3 separate regions of the Homo sapiens genome follow, and regions 1 and 3 are each linked to region 2. The links are chromatin loops, found by intact Hi-C in ENCODE. Cell type or tissue: IMR-90. All regions are shown on one strand. Region 1 holds the start of POU4F2 (POU class 4 homeobox 2). Region 2 overlaps LOC105377476 (a long non-coding RNA gene). Region 3 holds the start of LOC105377469 (a long non-coding RNA gene).

The links. A loop is a pair of places that touch in the nucleus more often than their neighbours do. Peaks named below come from ENCODE experiments on the same cell type or tissue, not always from the same donor. Only the 100,000 strongest peaks of a DNase experiment are listed, where the experiment ranks them.
Region 1: it touches region 2 in a loop (9-fold over the local background); 2 of 110 quality-filtered maps call a loop at or near these places.
Region 3: it touches region 2 in a loop (4-fold over the local background); 10 of 110 quality-filtered maps call a loop at or near these places.

Annotation. Positions count from the first base shown.
Region 1 is chr4:146,632,913-146,640,912 of GRCh38, forward strand. It overlaps POU4F2 (POU class 4 homeobox 2), which reads left to right and starts at 5,981. Exons shown (of 2, transcript NM_004575.3): 1 at 5,981-6,516; 2 at 6,955-8,000. The coding sequence starts at 6,229. The coding sequence ends at 7,896. RefSeq lists enhancers at 189-689, 4,335-4,916, 4,917-5,498, 5,499-6,079, 6,080-6,661. In IMR-90, a CTCF peak has its summit at 4,203; a DNase peak (open chromatin) is centred at 4,159; H3K27me3 peaks cover 4,915 bases.
Region 2 is chr4:147,092,780-147,100,779 of GRCh38, forward strand. It overlaps LOC105377476 (a long non-coding RNA gene), which reads left to right. Exons shown (of 3, transcript XR_939316.3): 3 at 4,042-4,520. Among named protein-coding and RNA genes, the nearest start is that of TTC29, 150 kb to the left of the region's middle. In IMR-90, a CTCF peak has its summit at 4,426 (motif pointing left); a DNase peak (open chromatin) is centred at 4,432.
Region 3 is chr4:146,100,132-146,108,131 of GRCh38, forward strand. LOC105377469 (a long non-coding RNA gene) reads left to right here and starts at 5,546. Exons shown (of 3, transcript XR_939294.1): 1 at 5,546-5,628; 2 at 7,754-7,949. RefSeq lists an enhancer at 6,110-6,159. In IMR-90, no CTCF peak of the experiment used is centred here; no DNase peak of the experiment used is centred here.

The sequences.
Region 1 (8,000 bases), 460 kb before region 2:
GACCAAGGAAGTTCACTGCGATGAAAAATAATAGTTCGTTGGGACAAGTAGACACCAGGGAGCCTGCTTCTGAACAGAACGCAGAGGTCTGCCCCCCTCCCCCAAGTGGTGCGCGGGAAGAAGAGGGGAGAAACATAAACGTGTGCGCCTCTGAATGGGTGTGCGTTAGTGTCAGCACGTGTGTGTCTGTGTGCCTGCGTGTGTCAGCGCGCGCGCGCGTGTGTGTGTGCATGTGTGTGTATGTCTGCACAGATGTGTGAATTTGAGCCCCTGCGCTCTGGAAGAGTGCAGAATTAGGTGCTGAGGAGTTGAGTCCTTCCCCAGGGCAGATTTTAGTTTCCTGGAGCCTGTTGTGTTTGCTTCAAAGGTTAGTCGATGCCAGTGGGTCCAATCAGCTGTCCCTGAATGTGAGTTCCTGGTCACAATCAGCCTTAGCAAACCCACCAGACGGAATTGAGAGGGCGTCTAGGAGCCTCTAAGGCATCCAGCCAACCTGGGCTGGCTGCGTCCTGCGTCCCCCTCCTCCCAGTCTACTTTCCTTGAAACTGAGCTCTGCTTTCTTTCCTCCACCGGGAAAAGGGGAACCGTTGCTTTCTCTTCTGCCTTGTCTCCCTTCATTGTCTTGTCCTCTGCCGGGCTGCTTTCCTCTGGTCAGAATTACCTAGAGAGAGCCCCACGTGGCTTGCTCTGCGACTACAGGCCACTAGTCTTGGCCAAGTCTCTCCCAACCTCCAGAGTATGCTTTCTGGAGTGCTGATAGCCTTTGCTTTTGTCCCCTCTTCCTCCGTGAATTCTACTTGGTTTTGATGGGAGCGAAAGAGGTTGTGAGTCTGTATTTCTTTCTAGAAGGGCCTGGGAACTACTGGATGCAGAGATTTCTGGTGACACTCGCTGACTACTTGCATTGGAAGGTTAGGAGTGAGAGCCGGAAAGGCACTGAAAGGAGGCGGTTACCCTCGGGCATATGGGGTGCCTGGAATCTCTGGGCGAGAGAGCGACTCATTTAAAGCAGGAGAGGGGAGCTTGGGGCTCAAGGGGAGCCAGTGACAGGATAGTAGTTGACATACTCAGAAGAGAAAAGATGTTTGAACAAAACCCACCCATCATTCCTCAAACATAAACCCCTATCTCAATACTCAAGCCCCCAAGCGCCCTCCTTCACCTGAACTTTGCTCTGCAACTACATCCCTGGGAGCTTCCAGAAGTTTGTTTCAGGAATAATCCCTCTTGTGTCTTCTTTTTCCTCCCTGTAACAGTAGAGGCCACGGAAGAGTTTAATCTATGCCACCCCGCCACCCAAACTCTTCTGTCTCAAGCCACGAGTCCAGAGAGAGCTCAGGGTGTTCATCTTCTATTCAGAATCTGAAGCAGATTGGCTGATTTTGAAATCCGTACAAAAACAGATGGGGGAATCCCTCCTTTCCCTCTTTCTTCCACCAATCACTCTCTCCCTGAGATCGAAATGGTGAGCGAATAGGGCCAGATCTGTCTTTTCAGAAATCCTCCTTGTAGTCCAATTCAATTCTGTTTGAAATACAAAGAAATCACCCTGCCCTTAATAGATTAAAATTTAATAAAAGACATTAGGTCCGGTAAAATATGAATGCACTACTTAAAATTTTAATAGTAAATTAGGACCCAGATACAAGGAGGAGACAGAGATTTCTCCCCTTGGGATTGCTTCAGGGGCGGGCTGATTTTCGGGTGGGGGACGCCTACTGCGGGGACCCTTTGCCCAGAAGCCTGAGGGGAATCTCCAGCTACTCCTCCTCACCCAGGGGTGGGGGATAGTGAGGGGGGCTGCTCACATCTGTCTGCATCTGCCAGAGGACTGGACAGAAGCTATTGTCAAACAAAGAGGCTTGGCGAGAAGAAAGGAGCGCCTCCTGAAGTCACAGAGTTGATCCATTTTCCATCTTGCTGCTTAAAAAATAAAATGTTTATTTTCTTTTTGCTAGGTAGGTCTGTAGGTGTGTAGATGCACAAGTGTGAATAGCGGCTTGGGCATAGGTATGTTGAGGTCGTAGGAAGCAGGTTTCAAATTTTGGGTCATTTGCCTCCACCCCTTGGGTTTATTGCCAACTTTCTAATTGTTTAGATGGCTCCTGATAACTGCGGGGCTGGAGGTTTTCTTCCTTGGAGAGAGGCTTCCACACTCGCTGGAGCACTTTGCAGCAATGCCTGTGGGCAAAACCGAAATGGGTTTTGTTGATATCACCGCAACGATGTTGGTATTCTGGACACTCCTGAAAGGAGAGACTGCAAGATTTCAAGTCCTGGTTGATGAAGGAACAATTGCTTTTTCCCTCTAATGCAACACAATCACTATTCATTTTTCACTTTGAGTGGGGAATGGAGAAGCCTAACTCTATGACTTGACTTTTTAAAAATGTATGTGTTTTCTAGGAGGAAGGAAATACAGGTAAATAAACTCTTGAATTGCTCTACAACCACATTAATTTACTTCAAATTGATAATTTGAAAACACAGCCTTCCTTTTTTTCTTGTCTGGAATTAGGGATATCACTGAGAAATATCAGAGAGATAAAAAAGTTATGTTAAATTTTTTTTGATGATATATGAATTTCAGTTATCAGGAAAATATTCTCATGGGAGTTTTCTTGCTTAAAATAGTTTTGGTCAATAAATTCCATATCAAACAAAGTTTGTCCAGTCATTTCAACAGTGTCCCTCTCTATTTCATGAATTTATTATAGTACCGTATTTACCATATGAAGTGGTGACAAGTGTTTAGCATTTTGGAGATCAGTTGTCAGTTACTATTAAAATCAAGATTAATTCATATTAACGATATGCATTTCTCAATACTCCCAGGTGACAACATACATTAAAACAACTATTGCAAGTAATTAAGCTCAATGAAGGGGGAGGGGACAGAGGGAGGTTCAAAACACCCCAAATATTTGATTTTCAATTCAAGTTCAGCAGACTGTTGCCACAATAATGCTCGGGAAACTCCTCAGGGTTACTTTTTACTTTACATCTAATTAGGCACCTAATGAAAGAGAAGAATTTTTTCCCCATGTGGCTTTTCTCCTTGATATTCTTGTGCCTTTATTTAAACACATAAACACACTATTTAGGAGTGGCAATACCCAAAAGTTTCTCATGTGATTAACTTGCTATAATAATCTGGGGGAATTAGAAAGAAGAGGACATTTGTCTTCCGGTTATTTTCCATCTTCACTCTCACTTTGGCCCTTTGGCCTTTACCCAGTACGGATAGAAAATACACCCAAAATATTTTTATGGATTTTTTTATTAGGCTTTAAAGATGCTCAACAGTTAATACTAATTAGACCATCCAAAGCCTTTTGAAGATTAAGCAAATTGGACAACCCTTGTTAATTAGAACATAATTTGAAGTTTGAAATTATATCACTGATGAAGTAGTCTAATTAGTATGACGATATGTTAATGGACCAGTGAGACATAGTGCCGATAGAGTTTGGCATGAACCTCTTCACGGCTTGCAGGAAATCCTCCCTCCTATACCGACATTAATAAAAGATTTCTATAGACTTCAGCCTTTCCACGATGACATACAATTTATAGTACACACAATGCATTAGCTCATAGTACTGCTCAATTTTTTCACTATTATGAAAACTAATAAATTCGTCAAGCTGAATTAAGCATACAAATCAGATGAGGCATAGCAGATTACACAGTGAAGCGCGGTGTCTCCCGAGCCTAAATGAAATTTCAATCTAATAATTCCTTCCTGGCCCAGTCATAATTTGTTTAGAGATGTTGTTCTACTTCTTTCAAAGCGCTATTCGCACTATAATTAAATGATACTCAAGCTTTTAACTTTGATTTATTTCATTTCTTGAAGCTTGAGACAGAGCTGTACAATGTCATTTTTTTTTTGTTTCCTTGAAAATTACTCTGGCTGTTGTTGAGGTAGAAATTAAACACCTAAGCACTTACTTGAACCGTCCGGCACAAGCCACATTCATTCACGTGAACACTCCCCTTTCCCTACCCCATGTCCAGGTTTCGCTGAGCTCACACCCGGCAACACTGCTGCTAGGAGTTCCCTTCGGCTACTATTTATTATTTTCCTCCACACAGGGGAAGAGAAAGGGAAGCCCGAGAGGATCCAGGGAAAGCAGAAGGGGGTTAAGGACCATGGACAGAGCCCGTCGCGCGCTCGTTGCTGCCGCCTTCCCCAGCACTCTGGCGGCTCCTGAGGACAGCGGTCCCATCTTGAAACCGCTATTCCGCCCGGCTGAGGTCAGGGGTGGACAGGCGGTCCCCTACTCTCCACCGCCGCTTCCGGGAGCTGACCACCCGAGGGTTCCCCTTTTCCACTCTCCTTCCCACTCTGTTTTTGTCCCAGCGCGCGCCAGCGCCTCTCAGGCCTGCCGCCTGCTCTCGCACCTGCTCGCCTTCCCCAGGCGCCCAGTGCCTGCACCTGCTCCCGGTCAACCCCCGTCCGGATTGGGCCACCCGCGGGTTCCTGCGTCGGGGTCCCGGGGCCTTCTCACCCTCGCCTGCACCCTGCTCCTTCCGCTCTCTAGGGAGGTGACAGCAGCCCCCAACACCGCGGGAAGTATAGAGAAAATGGGATCCAGAAGGAGAGGAAGTAGTGTGTGTGTGTGTGTGTGTGTGTGTGTGTGTGTGTGACAGAGAGAGAGAGATAGATAGAAAGAGATTATCTCCTTTTGCAACTGGAACCAAGAGTGTGTGTCCATCTCTAGGAAAAGTGGTCTGCACTGGGACTGGGACAGAAGTGGGAGTGAAGTGTCAGCTAAAAATAGGCTCCGCACCGAGAGGCTGTGGAAATGAAGATAAGTGAGGTTTGTGCCAGCCCCCGAGGGTGTGTGTGTGTGTGTCTGTGTTGTGGGGTGTATTCAGCAGCATATGCGCTGTGTAATTTCTGACCTTCCCTCTCCCTGTCAGTTGCCCCTTCTTCCTTTGATTGTGGCTAATGAAGAATAATAAATCCAGGGGCAGGGTTTGCCAGTGGATCCTTCCAAGACTCAACTCGAACTGTACTGGATACAGGGAGGAGGAGGAAGAGAAAAGGGGGGCAAGAGGAGCGTGTGTGTGTGCCTGTGTGTATGTGTGTGTGTGTTGTGGGAGGGGTGGGGACAGCGGGGAGGGGGAGGAGTCGCATGCGCACAGACGACCCGAGCCTGCTCCGCGGCTGTCCAATCCGCTGAGAGCTGCGAGAAATCGAGTGAGAGAAAGCCCTGCAGCCCCTCCGACCCCATGTCTCTTTGGCACCAGGCACCCGCCGGGCCGTGGGGGGCTCGTAGCCGAACGCCGACCTCCGCTCGTATTGGGCTGGGAGTTCAGAGCCGCGCGCAGAACCCGGGTTGGCCGCAACGTCTGTGTTCTCAGCGGTGGCCGGGAACCTGGGATCAGGGTCACCTGAGCTGACGGGGTGGGGGCGGGCCGAGTGGGGTTGGAAGCCTGGAACTTAGTGGTAAGCAGGAGGCGTAGGAGGTGGCAGCCAGGTAAGAGGCACTCTTACCTACCCAACGCTGGCTTGGGCCGCAACTTTATTTGGGAGTTTCTTTTTCCGGTGAGACAGAGACCCGGCAGAAGAAGCGGGAGGGGCTGGAGGCTGGTCCTTAGGTAGGCACTGCCCGGCGACTGGAGCGCGGACCTGGCCATTTGGGTGGGGTTGAGTGGGGGCGCGATTGTGAGTAGCAGCCGCGGGACGCTGCGAAGGGGCGGCGGCAACAGAGCACGGGCGGGGGCAGAAAAGAGGCGGCGGAGGGCGCGGTGGGGGAGCGCGAGGCGAGTGCTGAGAGAGCAGAAAGGACTCAAGCCTGAGGGGAGTAGAGAGGAAGAAGGGGCAACGCGAGAAACCGAACAGGAGCCGGCGTTTCCTGGCAAGGGAGGGCGGAGGCGCGCGGGAGAGAGGGAGAGAGGGAGGGCGGGGGGCGCGGGGGTAGGCGCGGGGAGAGGGGAGTATAACTCGCCGGCCGCGAGGAGCGGGGGCAGTTTCGGGTGCCGAGGTCTGCAGCTAGCGGCAAGCGGAGTCAGGCATCCGTTCAGACTGACAGCAGAGGCGGCGAAGGAGCGCGTAGCCGAGATCAGGCGTACAGAGTCCGGAGGCGGCGGCGGGTGAGCTCAACTTCGCACAGCCCTTCCCAGCTCCAGCCCCGGCTGGCCCGGCACTTCTCGGAGGGTCCCGGCAGCCGGGACCAGTGAGTGCCTCTACGGACCAGCGCCCCGGCGGGCGGGAAGATGATGATGATGTCCCTGAACAGCAAGCAGGCGTTTAGCATGCCGCACGGCGGCAGCCTGCACGTGGAGCCCAAGTACTCGGCACTGCACAGCACCTCGCCGGGCTCCTCGGCTCCCATCGCGCCCTCGGCCAGCTCCCCCAGCAGCTCGAGCAACGCTGGTGGTGGCGGCGGCGGCGGCGGCGGCGGCGGCGGCGGCGGAGGCCGAAGCAGCAGCTCCAGCAGCAGTGGCAGCAGCGGCGGCGGGGGCTCGGAGGCTATGCGGAGAGCCTGTCTTCCAACCCCACCGGTGCGTATTTCTGCATAATCACCGCTTAAAGGCACATTTTGACAGCCCCCTTTATCTGCTTGATGTTTTTTTCATGTCTGCACAGCAAATCACCCCACACCTCCAACCAATTTTCCCCTCTCTCTCTCTTAAGTATTCAGCAGGTCTTGCCTTTCATATTAATTTTTATGACCTGGGATGTTGCCTGTGCGCGTGTTGTGTTGTGTTTCGTTGTGTCTACAGGCTCACTTTCCTCCTCCTCCTGCACTCTCGGCTTCTTTCTGTGGCTTCCCTCTTTTTCTCTTCACCTCTGTTTTCAGGATTATTATTATTATTATTTTAACGATCTGGGAATGTTGTAGGCGCGGCGACGGTGTCGAGCCCTGGGCCGGGGCTTCCGGAGAGAGGGCGTACAATTCCCTGCTGAGCGTAATGTGTGCCTTCTACTTACAATTGCAGAGCAATATATTCGGCGGGCTGGATGAGAGTCTGCTGGCCCGCGCCGAGGCTCTGGCAGCCGTGGACATCGTCTCCCAGAGCAAGAGCCACCACCACCATCCACCCCACCACAGCCCCTTCAAACCGGACGCCACCTACCACACTATGAATACCATCCCGTGCACGTCGGCCGCCTCTTCTTCATCGGTGCCCATCTCGCACCCTTCCGCGTTGGCGGGCACGCACCACCACCACCACCATCACCACCACCACCACCACCAACCGCACCAGGCGCTGGAGGGCGAGCTGCTGGAGCACCTGAGTCCCGGGCTGGCCCTGGGCGCTATGGCGGGCCCCGACGGCGCTGTGGTGTCCACGCCGGCTCACGCGCCGCACATGGCCACCATGAACCCCATGCACCAAGCAGCGCTCAGCATGGCCCACGCGCACGGGCTGCCGTCGCACATGGGCTGCATGAGCGACGTGGACGCCGACCCGCGGGACCTGGAGGCATTCGCCGAGCGCTTCAAGCAGCGACGCATCAAGCTGGGGGTGACCCAGGCAGATGTGGGCTCCGCGCTGGCCAACCTCAAGATCCCCGGCGTGGGCTCGCTTAGCCAGAGCACCATCTGCAGGTTCGAGTCCCTCACACTGTCCCACAATAATATGATCGCGCTCAAACCCATCCTGCAGGCATGGCTCGAGGAGGCCGAGAAGTCCCACCGCGAGAAGCTCACCAAGCCTGAACTCTTCAATGGCGCGGAGAAGAAGCGCAAGCGCACGTCCATCGCTGCGCCAGAGAAGCGCTCGCTCGAAGCCTACTTTGCCATTCAGCCTCGGCCCTCCTCTGAAAAGATCGCCGCCATCGCGGAGAAGCTGGACCTGAAGAAAAACGTGGTGCGCGTCTGGTTCTGCAACCAGAGGCAGAAACAGAAAAGAATGAAATATTCCGCCGGCATTTAGAAGACTCTTGGCCTCTCCAGAGACGCCCCTTTCCTCGTCCGCTCTTTTCTCTCCTCTCTTCTGCCTCTTTTCACTTTTGGCGACTAGAAACAATTCCAGTAAAT
Region 2 (8,000 bases):
TTAGTTTAAAAGAATAAATGCTAGAATCTTTAGAATATTTACCACCCACTTATTTGCTTCTAGGACATTTTGTAAATTGATGAGCCCAATTCTATGAAGTAGAAGAGAATAAAGCTGTCCACTTACATTCTTCCTACTAGTCAGCCATGAAATTTAAAATTTTATGATACTAGATTTATATGATATTTCTATGTATGGTTTTTGATATTACATCCTGAGTTTCTTTTGATTCAACATTTACTAGTTATTTAATTTCCTGTTCCCTGAAAAAAATGGAAATGGTGAAAAGTTTGAAATGACAGAAAAGAGAAGATTGAACTCCTTGAGAAATAAGTCCAAACTTTAGAGGCAAAATGACAAACATAAAACATAAAGAAGTCAGTATATCTGTCCTGGCAAAGAAAAGAAAAGTTCTCCATTTTTCTAGTAAGAAAAAAAAGTAATAATCTTAAATTTAGGAAGGGAAATTGAGGTTAGATTCCTAAACAATGGAATCATCTGGGTGGTGAGGGGCAGAATTTGTCCAGTCTATCAGGAAGTAAAGATTAGAGTAGACAATATCATCTTAGAGAGTGCAGGACACAAACATTGTAAATGTAGTCCAACCTGGAAGAAGCGTGGAATGCAGTTAATGATTTCTGGAGGACAGTTCCTTCCAGTCCTAAGAATCGGCAATTTGCCTACCATTTAGTAAATAGCCTTTACTTAGTGGAGGGTAGCCTAATGCTTTAAAAAAATAAAACATCTATCACAGCCCCTGCTCATTAGTACTATACAGACCTCAAGAATCTTTGGTGCTGTATTAATGCCAAGTACTCTCTCACTTAAGTGGTACAGCCTATATTCCATTAGAGACGGGTAAGAAGAGGCACCAGTTCTTTTTAGCAATCAGTTTTTTTTTTAAATTGCCCATCTTCATCTTAAACTTTTCGATAGCTTGTCAAAATAAGGGACAGTGGAAGCACACAACATAACAAAATATAAACACCAAACCTAGTCCTTGCGAGAAAACTCCCCAGCATTCCCTACCCTGTTCAATCACGCTGCTCATTAAACAAGTCATTTTAATACTCACTGTCAGCCCAATCTTCTAGGTGCCAGGATTTTCTTTTGAAGAGAGAAGGTACTCTGTGGGCCAGCCTTGCAGAAGGGTAAACATTTGGAAACCAGGACAGGGTTTTCTAGTATTTAAGATCTGGCATCTTCTAAATTTAGGGGTACTCCCTTTCCTGCTTTTTGGGCTTAAAATATTTTTAAATTTTACTTTATTTTAATTTTTTAGTTTGCACAGACACAATGTGCTGTGAAACACACCTCAAGTGTCTTTTAAAAATTAAAACAGGGTTGATTTGTAGTGTCAATGATTCCTGCTAATCAAAATCACTGACAATTTTTCAGGAGGGAAGAAGTATGGTTTAGCCCTCTCACTAGAGAGCATTGCTTCATTTTTCTGTTTTGATCTAAATCTGAATGTTTTCCTGCAGATAATTCTCTTGCATTTTTTAAAGGGGAGAAACAGGCAATAAAATTCTAAGAAAATAAATGTTTATTTGGACACACAAATTTCTATCCCTGACCCCAGGTGCATGAGCGGAGCTTCAGGTCCCTCTGCTGGTCCAGCTCAGTGGGAGCTGTCAAGGGCAGGTTCAGAGACTTCTACCTCTAAATGAAAACTTGTAAATAGAATGTTGTGTTTACTCTTCTCCTATGGCCAAGGACCATCACTGGAATGCAGGGAGTGGTAAGTGTGGACTCCAACTATGACAGGAAAATCAAGCAGCCGCCCAGACAGAATTTCTCTAAGTTGTGTATCTGACTCAGAAGTCAATGTACATTTCAATACATGCTCCATTTTCTAACCATGCTTTTTTGAAATTGTCTTTTAAAAATTAGAAGTGGTTTTTGTGAACTAGAAAATTTATAAGAAGCTCCTTGTCTTTAAAGTCAAGGATTTATTTAAAAAACTAGAGAAACAAGAAGAAAGAAGGCAAGAGAATGTGACAAAGCAGTAATTTTCCCAGACTCTTAACTTCTAGCAACAAAAATCTGTGTAAGTATAGTTTGGAGATCAGTAGACTTGACTCTTTTAAACCGGAGAGTCATGCTATGGTATTCTGGTACTCTTTTTCTATGAGAATAAAACTGGCTTTTAATGTTTAAACATTATGTGTAGCTTAACTGTAAACCCATTCAAGAAAGCACCATTCTCTTTAATTATCATTATGAGGGCCTTTATACACATTCATGAATTAACACCAGAAAAGGATAGTGCTATTTTGTAATACTAGTCTTCGTTATATTTTCATATCATTTTTAAATACAAAAATATAATATTAGAGAAAGAAAAAAAACTAATGAGGTCACTTAATTCAAATGAGCCAAGGCAAATAATATTTGAACAGTGATTAATTGGTCTAAAGCTATCACCTTAAACCAAAGAGTTAATAATGATCCAGAACAAATAATGACAGAAATATATATTTATTTAGATATATATATCTGTATATGTGTGTACATACGTGTATATGTGTGTATATACGTGTATATACACACATATACACGTATATATGTATATATACGTGTATATACACACATATACACGTATATACACACATATACACGTATATATATACGTGTATATATACACACATATACACGTATATATATACGTGTATATATACACACATATACACGTATATATATACGTGTATATATACACACATATACACGTATATATATACGTGTATATATACACACATATACACATATACACGTATATATACGTGTATATACACACATATACACGTATATATACGTGTATATACACACATATACACATATGTATATATACGTGTATATACACACATATACACATATGTATATATACGTGTATATACACACATACACATGTGTGTACATACACACAAGTGTATGTACACACATACACACGTGTACATACACACAAGTGTATGTACACACATACACACGTGTGTACATACACACAAGTGCATGCACACACATACACACGTGTGTACATACACACAAGTGCATGCACACACATACACACGTGTGTGTACATACACACAAGTGCATGCACACACATATACACATATATACATACATATACACATGTGTATATACACATGTGTATATACATACATATACACATGTGTATATACACATATGTGTATATAGATACATATACACATATGTGTATATACACATAAGTGCATATACATACATATACACTTATGTGTATATACACATAAGTGTATATATGCGTGTATATACGTATATAAACACATATGTGTATATATGTGTGTGTGTGTATATATATATAGACAGAGAGAGAAAGGGAGAGAGACAGACACAGAGAAAGAGAAAGTGACAGGGAGAAAAAGAGAAGAGGGAAAATGGGAAATGACAAAGAAAAATACTACTTCACATAGCTGATGGGACCCTCAAAATTATCCGAAATGATAATGACATTTTATGTTATACATCCTAGTATTTAACAGAATAACAATAGAGACACATCCTTCTGCAATGTCTGAAATTATTCCTGCAGAAATCCACCCCTCCCCAGTGCAAGGATCCCCATTCTGAGAAACACACAGGAATGGCAACCCATGTGCGAGCCATCTTTCTCATCACATCAATCCCAACTCACACGTGGGTCTGATCACCTTTCTTTCAGACACACAGGGTGAATGAATATTAATTACAATTGTTAAAGCCCTACTATCTTTACAATGAATTCAACTTTCTAGTAATTGAGATATTTGAGTATTTTTAATGAAGACCATTTTGCTAAAATAAAAAAAAAAGTGTGGCAATTTTAAATTAAGTTGACTTAAAATTCATATTATTTGAAGGATTCTGTTGCTAAAGGAATTAAGGACACGAAGACCACTTCCAAACTTGTTGATAATCAGAAGCAGATGGAGGTGCTATTAAAAACTCAGATACCCATGCCCACATCAGAGCTACTAAATCAGAATCTCTGAGGACGGGTTCCTGGAATTTTATTTATTTATTTAGCTTCCAGATTTGGAAATCACTGCTCCAGGATGTTGCAAAATCAAGAGAGATGTTAAATGATTTGAATGAAAACATATTTCAACATCTGGGCAGTTCTCTGTAGCCACAAAGACTAGAAGAGCCGAGGCCACACCATCTCCAAATGCACCAGGTACAAATGTCTGTTATCCAAAAATGCACAGAAATAGAATACTGTGTAGTACACTTTTTAGGTAAATGAATTGAAAAATCATAATTTAATATGCTGTACCTTGTTCCCATTGTACAGAGTGATGTATTTAAATTACTAGCTTTTGCATTTTTACTTTTTAAAATTGGTTGTTGGAAAATTAAATCTGTCTTGCTTATTGGGAGTCAAAGCTGCAACATAAAAGAACAATGTTGCCATCTAGTGGTCAATTGAAGACATTAATGAATCAGACCATTGCGAGAAGTTTCAAGTTGAAGGAAAAGACAGCTCAGGAAATAATGTAAATATATTTCATAAACCTAAGACCTGAAACTACAAATATTCTAGAAGGTAACATTGGAAAAACCCTTCTAGACATTGGCTTAGGCAAGGATTTCATGACCAAGAACCCAAAAGCAAATGCTATAAAAACAAAGATAAATAGCTCTAATTAAAGAGCTTTTGCACAGCAAAAGGAACAGTCAGCAGAGTAAACAGACGACCCACAGAGTGGGAGAAAATCTTCACAATCTATACATCTGACAAAGGACTAACATCCAGAATCTACAACGAACTCAAACAAATCACTAAGAAAAAAACAAACAATCTCATCAAAAAGTGAGCTAAGGACATGAATAGACAATTCTCAAAAGAAGATATACAAATGGCCAACAAACATGTGGGAAAATGCCAACATCACTAATGATCAGGGAAATGCAAATCAAAACCACAGTGTGATACCACCTCACTCTTGCAAGAATGGCCATAATCAAAGAATCAAGAAACAGTAGATGTCAGTGTGGATGCAGACATCAGGGAACACTTCTACACTGCTGGTGGGAATGTAAACTAGTACAGCCACTGTGGAAAACAGTGTGCAGATTCCTTAAAGAACGAAAAGTAGAACTGCCATTTGATCCAACAATCCCACTACTGGGTATCCACCCAGAGAAAAAGAAGTCATTATTTAAAAGGTACTTGCACACGCATGTTTATAGCAGCACAATTCACAACTGGAAAATTGTGGAAACAACCCAAATGTCCATCAATCAATGAGTGGATAAAGAAACTGTGATATATATATATATATATGATGGAATACTAAGCAGCCATAAAAAGGAATGAATTAACCGCATTTTCAGTGACCTGGATGAGATTGGAGACTATTATTCTAAGTGAAGTAACTCAGGAATGGAAAACCAAACATCTACGTTCTCACTGACATGTGGGAGCTAAGCTATGAAGCTGCAAAGGCATAAGAATGATACAGTGGACTTTGGGGACTTGGGGGGAAGAGTGGGAGGGGGGCGAGAGATAAAAGACTACAAATATGGTGCAGTGTATACTGCTCAGGTGATGGGTGCACCAAAATCTCACAAATCACCACTAAAGAACTTACTCATGTAACCAAATACCACCTGTACCCCAATAACTTATGGAAAAATAAAAAAATTCAATAAATAAATAATAAAATAATTGCTTATACCATTTCCTTGATGATGCTAGGAAATTTTACCAGTTTAACTCCATTTACCACCAACTCATCTTTTGTATTATTGTCATGCATTTTGAACTTCATAGATATTTTTATTCTCAAAATAAATTGTTTTTGCACAGTCATTAAAAAAATTTAGTAAAAAAAATTCTATTATTGAGGGGATTTCTCCCAACTACAGATGCTACTACCACCAGACCCCCTTAATCTTCATGCTAGTTTCTAGCTCTAAAATCAAAGTATTGGTCAGTTGACAACAAGGTTGTGTTTCATTTGACTCTAACAATAGTATGACAAATCCTCTCATGTTTGTGTATTTGTGAAGGTTCTAAGGTAGATGTTAATACCGGGAGTTTCTCAAATCATCAGTGATACCACCCTTTGAAGCTATGGCTGGGCTACTAGTTTCTTCCAATTACTCAAGCTGCCAAGGAAGCTGTGAGCCTTTGAAAGGGAGATTTCAGCCCCTTCCCCACTTCTGACATCTTAGGGGGTCACATTGCTGCTCCAAGTATTCTCTCTAGAAGCCATCCTAGACTGAGCCTGCCTATGTTCCAAGGACTCAGCTGTGTGAGGGAGTTGGCCTCCCAAATCATCTGGATGAGGAAGACTTTCATGTCTGCACATGCACACTTGACCATAGATATTAGTGCACATATGATCAGCAAGTAAGGAAAGGAATAAATCAAAGAGGTATATTATAAGTAATTTTAGTCATTTTAATTTTAAATAATTGGTTTCATCTAAGTGATCTCAATTAGGTCATGATATGTCTTAAGTTGAATGTTACTCTAGCTTAATTTTTTTGTTTCTGAGAGTTCCAAGACTGGTCTGAGGACAGCCATCTTTAATAGATGGTGTGTCTTTGAAAGGTGGAGTGTATAACATTATATTTCAAAAAGCAGCAAAGTAACTCTTACACATTGAAACAGGGTCCCCTAGTAGAGCAGAGGTCCCTAAAGAGCTTCTTAGATGGAAATCCCAGTCACTACTACTAGTAATCTATTCCTTCTACTTCTCACTTAATGGGACCTATTTCTGTGTTTACCTGAACAAAAGGTATTCTTATGCAAGATTTGTTTCTTGATTAATTTAGGCAATCTGTATTTCCTATCTAATCCCTTGGAAATGAAAAGGCGCATGATCGGTGTGAGAGAATGGGTTTATAGAAAGCCTCCACTAGCCCTCTTGAAGAATTTACGGGTAGCCTGAGGCCAAGGAGATACAGTAGGGCTTTCCTGTTCCAGTCTGTGCACATGCAGGAAGATCTGCCAGGAGAGAATATCTAAGGATAACCCAGAGAAAGGGTGATAGAGAATACAAGGCTTATAGCAGCCTTTCAGCTTATATTGCAAACTCCTTGCTGGTAAGGCCTTAGATATTGGGTTTATTGTGTGATTACATGGCCAAGGGAATGTGGTGGGGGATGGTTTCTATGTACCAGAAACTGCTTAGAAAAATTAGCTCATTTAATCCTTGGAACAACCCTTGGAGGTAGGTAGGATCATTATCCCCATTTTATAAATGAGGATATAAGCTGCATTTCTTTCTTTTATCAGTTTATTGTGCTTCCTTTTTGTCACTCTCTAATTTATGACAGTGGAGCAGAAGGAAAAACACAGGTTTCTTTGAACTTCTGGTAGCTTGGTCATCAAATGTATAAATATATACATGTATATGCTTATTCTGCAAATACTTTTTGAGCACCTACTATATGCAAGGCATTTGCTTGATACTGTTGAAAATGGGAAGATAAATGCCAAACTGCAGCAATCAAATGCTCACAGCCAGTACAGGAGATTAAAAAATAAAGACTTAAACTTCACTGTGATAGTGCAATAACGCAATTGATTATTTCAAAAAGAGAGGAATGGAACCAGTGAATCCTGCAAATCTCTGTGAACCAGAACTCATCCACAGCTTGACCCCAGTAGATAAATAGCTTCTTTTTTTTTTTTTTTTTGAGATGGAGTCTCGCTCTTGTCACCCAGGCTGGAGTGCAGTGGTGTGATCTCGGCTCACTGCAACCTCCGCCTCCTGGGTTCAAGTGATTCTTCTGCCTCAGCCTCCTGAGTAGCTGGGATTACAGGTACCCGCCACTATGCCGAGCTAATTTTTGTATTTTTAGTAGAGACAGGGTTTCATCATGTTGGCCAGGCTAGTCTCAAACTTCTGACCTCAGGTGATCCACCCACCTCAGCCTCCCAAAGTGCTAGGATTACAGGTGTGAGCCACCACACCCAGCCACAGATTAACAGCATTTTTGGAACATATCATTCACTGACTCCCAACATA
Region 3 (8,000 bases), 990 kb before region 2:
GAGTTTTAGTAACTTAATAGCTCAGCTTTGCCTTGCGAAAATTCTATGTATCTGCACCCAGATCTTTCAGGTCTAGAAACAGATAGATATAAAACATACAAAGTATATATGTACACATTATATATATATATGTATTATATATAAAGTATATACACATATATATGTTTTCCTGTGAGTTTTATTTTATTTTATAATTTCAGCTTTTATTTTAGATTAACGGGTACATGTGCAGGTTTTACCTGGGTATACTGCATGATGCTGAGGTTTGGACTACAATTGATGCCGTCACCCAGATACTGAGCATAGTGTCCAATAGTTTTTCAACCCTGGCCCACCTCCCTCCCCATTCTAGTAGTCCCCAGTGTCTATTGTTGCCATCTTTATGTCCATGAGTATCCAATATTTAGGTCCCACATGTAAGTGAGAACATGCAGTATTTAGTTTTCTGTTCCTGCAATAATTCACTTAGGATAATGGCCTCCAGCTACACCCATGTTGCTTCAAAGGACATGATTTTTTTCTTTTTTATGGCTGCATAGTATTTCATTGTGTACATGTGCCACATTTTCTTTATCCATTCCACCACTGATGAATATCCAGGCTGATTTCATCTCTGTTGCTATGAATAGTGTCGCAATGAACACATGAGTGCGTGTGTCCTTTTGGTAGAATGATTTATTCTCTTTTGGATATATAACCAGTAATGGGACTACTGGGTTGAATGGCAGTTCTGTTGTAAGTTCTTTGAGAAATCTCCAAACTGCTTTCCACAGTGGGTGAACTAACTTACATTCCCACCAACAGTGCATAAGCAGTCCCCTTCCTCTGCAGTCTCACCAGGATCTGTTGTTTTTTGACTTTTTAATAGTAGCCATTCTGACTGGTGTGAGATGGTATAACCTTGTGGTTTTGATTTGCATTTCCCTGATGATTAGTGATGTTGAGCATTTTTTAAATATGTTTGTATGTCTTCTTTTGAGAAGTGTCTGTTTATGTCTTTTGCCCATTTTTTAATGGAGTTACTTGTTTCTTGCTTGTTGAATTAAGTTCCTTGTAGATTCTGGATGTTAGACCCCTGTCAGATGCACAGTTTGTGAATATTTTCTCCCATTCTGTATCTGTTTACTCTGTTGATTGTTTTTATTGTTGAGCAGAAGCTCTTTAATTATGTCCCATTTGACAGTTTTTGTGTTGGTTGCAATTGCTTTTGAGGACTTAGTCATAAATTTCTTCCCTAAGGCCCATGTCCAGAGTGGTGTTTCCTAGGTTTTCTTCTAAGATTCTTGTAATTTGAGGTCTTACATTTAAATCTTTAATCCATCTTGAGTTCATTTTTGTATATGGTGAAAGGTAAGAGTCCAGTTCCATTCTTCTTCATATGGTTAGCCAGTTATTCCATCACCATTTATTGAACAGAAAGTCCTTTCCCCATTGCTTATTTTTCTCTACTTTTTCAAAGATCAGATGGTTGTATACATGCAGCTTTATCTTTGGGTTCTCTATTCTGTTCCACTGTTCTATTTGTCTGTTTTTGTACTAGTATCATGCTGTTTTGGTTACTGCAGACTTATAGCATAGTTTGAAGTTTGGGAATGTGATGCCTCCAACTTTGTCCTTTTTGCTTAGGATTGCTTTGGTGATTTTAGCTTTTTGGTTCCATATGAATTTTAAAATATTTTTTCTAGTTCTGTGAAAAATGACATTGGTAGATTGATAGGAATAGCATTGAATCTGTAAAGTGCTTTGATAAGTATGACTATTTTAATAATATTGATTCTTCCAATCCATGAGCATGGAATGTTTTTCCATTTATTTGTGTTATCTGTGATTTCTTTCAGCAGTATTTTGTAGTTCTCCTTGTACAGATCTTTCACCTCCTTAGTTGGATATATTCCTAGGTATTTCATTTTTTTGCAGCTATTGTAAATAGGTTTGCATTTTTAATTTGGCTCTTAGCTTGAATGTTAATTGGTGTTTAGAAAGGCTGAGTTTTATTTTAAAAATAAAGGATACACATTACTTAGTTTTAAAATTTAAATATAAGTAAGTACACAGAAAAAAAAAACCTTACTCTTAATTATCTAATCTGGAAGGTCAGCAAATTATGGCGTGTGGGCCAAATTCAGCCCACAACCTATCTTTGTCTTTAAGGTTTTATTGGAATGCAATCACGCCCATTCACTTATGTGCTACCCATGGCTACTTTCTTGCTGAAATGGCAGATGAAGTAGCTGTGACACAGACTGCATGGCTCACAAAGTCTAAAATACTTACTATGGGCTGGGTGCTGTGGCTCATCCCTAAAATCCCAGCACTTAGGGAGGCCGAAATGGGAGGATCTTTTGAGCCCAGGAGTTTGAAACCATCCTGGGCAACACAGGGAGACCCTGTTTCTAAAGAATATAAAAAATAAAAATAAACTAGCTGGGTGTGGTGGTACATACCTGTGTTCCCAGCCACTCGGGAGGCTGAGGGAGGAGGATTGCTTGAGCCTGGGAGGTCAAGGCTGAAGTGAGCTGTGATCATGCTACTGTGTTCCAGCTTGGGTGACAGAGCAAGACTTTGTCTCAAAACACATAAATAAAATAAAATAAAGCAAAATACTATTAGTCCCTTTATAGAAAAAGTGTGCCTACCTCTCATCCAATCCCACCAACTAAAGATCATCATTATTATTTGGCATATTTTCTTCTAATATTTTTCTATGTGTATACATATATTGGAAAAAATGAAATCATATTCTATTTAGTGCCCACAATTCTGCAAATAATGGAAATGTTATACATCTGCACTGTCCAATATAATTATTGAGTATGGAAATGTGCCTTCTGTCACTGAGAAACTAAATATTTAATTTTATTTAATTATAATCAATTAAAATTTAAATAACCACATGTGACTAGTGAGTGCCGTTATGAACAGAACTTTCTTGAAATATTTGCTTAATATTTCAGGATCATTTCTTTAAATCGTTAAATTCCTTATGAAACCCTTTTTATAACTGTATAATGTTATAATGTATGGATGAGTCATCATTTACTGAGCCAAGCGCCTATCACTGACACTTCGGTCCCAGTTTTTCACTATTATAATCCAATTCCATGATGAACATTTCTGTGCATGCAAATATTTGCACATGCCTACGATTATTGAATTAGGATAAATTTCTACATGCAGTATCATTTGATCAGAGAACGTAAATATTGTTCAGAGTTTTAAAATATATCATCAAATTGCTAGAGAGATCCTTCCATCCTGCCTACTTGAGAACAATACAGGAGAGTGCCTATTCCCCATATTATTCTGCGTATATTTTTAAGAATTGTCTTGAAAAGAGTCTCCTCCCTTATCTGTTCCATCTGGACTGTCAAAGAGATGATTGAGTAGGATACTTTGTGAAGACTCAACAGTGAATTGAGAAAGATGGGGACTGAGATCAGAATGGAGCATTTTCCACTGAAGTTGTCTACACAATCAAGGCTTTGGGCCACTTGAATAATTTGCATGATCACTTCTAAATGTAGTGCTGTGGGCAAAGTCCTTATGCTGTGGCAGGTCTTGACATTGAAATATTCTTGCTTGGGGGCAATGAAGACTTAAATGGACATGTGTGTGAAAATGAAATAGAAATGTAAATGGCGGTCGGGGTGGGTGGAGGTGAGGGGGTTGGGGGTGGGGATGGCAGTAGCTCCTTTTCATTCTCTCCACCTCCCATCCCCCAGGATGGAAGATTTAAGAAACAGGCAACAGACCAGGCGCGGTGGCTCAAGCCTGTAATCCCAGCACTTTGGAAGGCAGAGGTGGGCGGATAACGACGTCAGGAGATGGAGACTATCCTGGCTAACAGGGTGAAACCCTGTCTCTACTAAAAAAATATAAAAAATTAGCCGGGCATGGTGGCAGGCACCTGTGGTCCCAGCTACTCGGGAGGCTGAGGAGGGAGAATGGCTTGAACCCGTGAGGCGGAGCTTGCAGTGAACCGAGCTCGCGCCACTGCACTCCAGTCTGGAAGACAGAGTGAGACTCCGTCAAGAAAGAAGAGAGAGAGAGAGACAGAGAGAGAGAGAGAGAGAGAAAGAGAGAGAGAGAGAGAGACAGAGAGAGAGAGAGAGAAAGAGAGAGAGAGAGAGAGAGAGAGAGAGAGAGAGGGAAACAGCCAACAGAGAAATAAAGGAACGGAGGAACAAGGCCACGGGAAGTGAATAAGCTCAGGTACCAACCACAAGTGGTGTCAACAAACATAAGATGTGGGGGATAAGAGCAAGGGTCTTCTGGTGAGAAAAACATGGAATTGAGTTTTACTCTGCCACCTCATCATGCACCCTGAGTAAGTGGCTTTATCTCCCTGGGCCTCAATTTTCTCAAGAGAATAATAATAGTTCTCTATGTTTAAGGATCATTAAAAATAATCAATGTGAAAAATTCAACACAGGGCCTGGCTCATATAGCACTACAAGTGAGGGCCACTGATGGGATTAGGATTATCTTTCTCTCACGCTGAAAATCAGGGGGGCTGCCTCCTCCAGGGCGCTAGTCCACACAACCCCCTCATGGAAAGCATCCTCACCACCAACAGGCAGGTCCCCTTGGCCTGGCACACAGCCCAGCTATAGCATATGTATTGCTCAAAGAGGATGGCACTTCTTGTAATGTGCTTTACCCAGGCGTTCTTGAAAGTCAGTGACCTACCATTTAGGATGGCCTGGGCTACATGGCGCCCCCAGGATTTGGGGGTGGAGGTGACTGTCACCTCCCCTGCCTTAATAATTACTCTCTTCCCAATAACTGATTAGAATGGGTCAGATCAGACCTGCCCAAGGCTGCCTATGCCTGCAGACATTTTCCCACCTATGCTTATTCCTCATCTCTAAAATGTACCAGTTTTGACTTTTTTTTTTTTTTTTTTTTTTTGGAATTTAGAAACTCTGATCTCTACCATTCAATGCAGGGGAAGCGCTGTTATATATCTGTTGTGTAACATAGAGAGAGAAAAAACACATTAGTCGATTTGTAGGCAACTATATTCCTCTCCTCCTCTTGTGGCTGTTTCTCTACTTCCTTTAAAATAAACAAAGGCCAAAAGTGACTTCGGAAAATTCCCAAAGGGAAGAATAAAGCCAACATGAAAGACTGTCAAAGGCAGGCTTGCCGGATTTATAAAAGCAGGGAACCCCTCCTACCCTGTCTCCATCCACACCCACCCCCTACTCCATACACACACTTCTTTTTTAGCCAATGCCTCAGTTAGCACAATACTAACATTTCAGGGAAGGCTTGGGTGATTTTTCTTTAGGAAATAATGGTCAACACTATTCAAAAACCAAACAAGCTAAAGCTGTTCCTTGAATTGGTGATATATTTGCAAAGATGAAATTACACAATCCAGACATGCTAGTTATGAACACAGAAAATCTTCTACTTCTCTGTTCAAGGGTCAGAAAATGAAGAAGTCATTTAGATATTTACCAACTTCACAGTGGCTGCTGAAAGTGCCAGCCAAGTTTTTGAAACAAAAGAAGAGATGGCCATGCAGCTCACAGGAGAAGCAACTGCAACCCAATTGAAGTATTTCAACAGCTGGTTTCATCACCAACAGGAGAAAGCTGACTCTTTTGTGGAGTTCAGAAAGTGAGTGAAAAGGTTACATTTTCATAAAGATGTGCATAGGCAGGGCATGCAAAACCAGTCCTTTCTTGCTTTAGAAGAGACAGAAATCTTGAGCGTGGACATACTTTCAAGTTCCAGCACGTAGATCCATGGTCATGATCGGGTGGCCCAAAACTGCCTGCCTTAATGAAGATGCTCCCGGGCCTACACATGGAACAATCATGAACCTTCAAGGGATTTCTTTTGTGTCCTTATCCACCACATTCACATTCAATTTACCTAATACATTTCCTAATGAAACAATTAATACATTCACATATGAAACTAATTAAGACAGAGCTACAGCTTTGCCTGCTTTTTCTACAATTGAATTACTGAGACTCAGCCTGAATTCTAAAACTCTCTTCTTGAGTCATTAGGGGAGGAAAACGAACCACATGTGTTGTGAAACTTGCACATCATGGGCTCCCTGTGTTGTCACCAGTGCAGGAAGCGACACACTCCTGGAGTAGTGGGTGGACCTGTGGGCCCGGCATGGTGGCTCATTCCTGTAATCCCAGCACTTTGGAGGCCGAGGTGGGTGGATCACAAGGCCAGGAGTTTGAGACCAACCTGGCCAGCATGGTGAAACCCCATCTCTACTAAAAATACAAAAATTAGCTTGGCATGGTGGTGAGCACCTGTAGTCCCAGCTACTCGGGAGGCTGAGGCAGAAGAATCGCTTGAACCCAAGAGGCAGAGGTTGCAGTGAGCCGAGATCTTGCCACTGCACTCCAGCCTGGGCAACAGAGCAAAACTCCATCTCAAAAAAAAAAAAAAAAAGCTCCTATAGAACACAGAACTCAAGATACTGACACCATTGGTCTTGTAGCTAAGATGCCTGGAAAGTCTAAGTGTCTATGTTGAGTGTTTACCTTTTTCAGGTGTGACTTTTCTGAGAAATTGTAAGTATGTCATGTCTTGGACATTCTGGGCATTCCAAATCATAAAATAGGATTCCAGATTATTCTGAATGGCTGTATTTACATCATCCATTTCAACATCCATGTCAACATACATGTTGCTGAAGGGGTAGCTTTGGGAACTACTGCTCTGAACACAAATTAATGGTAGGAGGTACTGACTGAAAGCATCATGTGGTAGAAAACCCCAAATGCTTTTTTCAAGAACTATATATGAACTGTGTTTGTGCACGCACAGTTGTATGCTCATAAACGTTAATAAATTGGTATTGGGCAACACAATTAACATTCATTTCATTGGAGGCCCACAATATGCTAGGATTTTTTTCCCTTAATGATGTTTCAGAGCAGGATGCTTTGGTCCGAAATACATTGAAACACGCAACAATGAAATTCTATTTCTTTCTAGTAGTATGTTAAAGGCACCATGGGGGACACAAAATTATGAACCCCAAACTGCACCCTCAGGTTATTTACAGCCTATTAAGAAAAGCCATGTTTTTTCCCAATAACAGAGAATTCAAATACAGCTAGTCCCTGTGTTTGTTGTCAGAAAGAGAAAGAAAACCATACTTTGTTGGGACACATCATTATTAGTGTAACAATATATAAACATATGTCAACATGAAAAGCTTAATTTAAAGTATCATGGCATTACAGATCCCTTGTCTGAAGAATAAACTCAGTCAAAGAAAGTTGGAATGACTTGCCCGGGGTCACATAGTACTGATGATATCAGAACCCAGCTTTTTGACTTCCAGGTGGAGAATTACAGGTAAACTGAGAGTCCCTGGCTGGGTTTGGTCAGGTCCTTTATGGCTCTATAATGCTACGACTCTCTGAGAACTCTATGACCATGCTGCCACTCTCCTGACATTCTTTTAATTAATAAAATCACTCAGCTGAACAAAAATAATGGTTTCATTAAGATGCAGAAAATGCCACATTTAATCACTAAAAATGGCATAGTGTATCATTCACCTTAGGGAAATTTTTATGTTTAAATATGCAATATAGAGATATTTTAGATAATTAGCAACAAGGAAAGGCAACTAATCTATTATTGCATAATATTTGATTACCTATTAACTTCGGCCATGTAATTGAACACATAGCCAATGACTGTCACTTCCTGGCACTAAAGCCCAGGTAGATACTGCTCTGTTTTCATTCTGTCATTCTAGCCATTTCTAGGATGAATTTCCTTTTATTTGGAAGGAGGTTTTAAACTGAGCATTTGACGTCACATTGTTACCCACTGAAAAGTGCTCTCTGTAAGTGCTTCCTGAAGAAGGCAAGGTTGAAGTGAACCCTTTCAAACCAATGCGTGGCACTTTGTTAGCATTTGCTGAGTGTCCAGCACTAAGCTAGGCTTGTGAGGTAAGAAAAGAAAGTTTGTACCTGTTTTTATCACATGGGGCCAGTTACCTT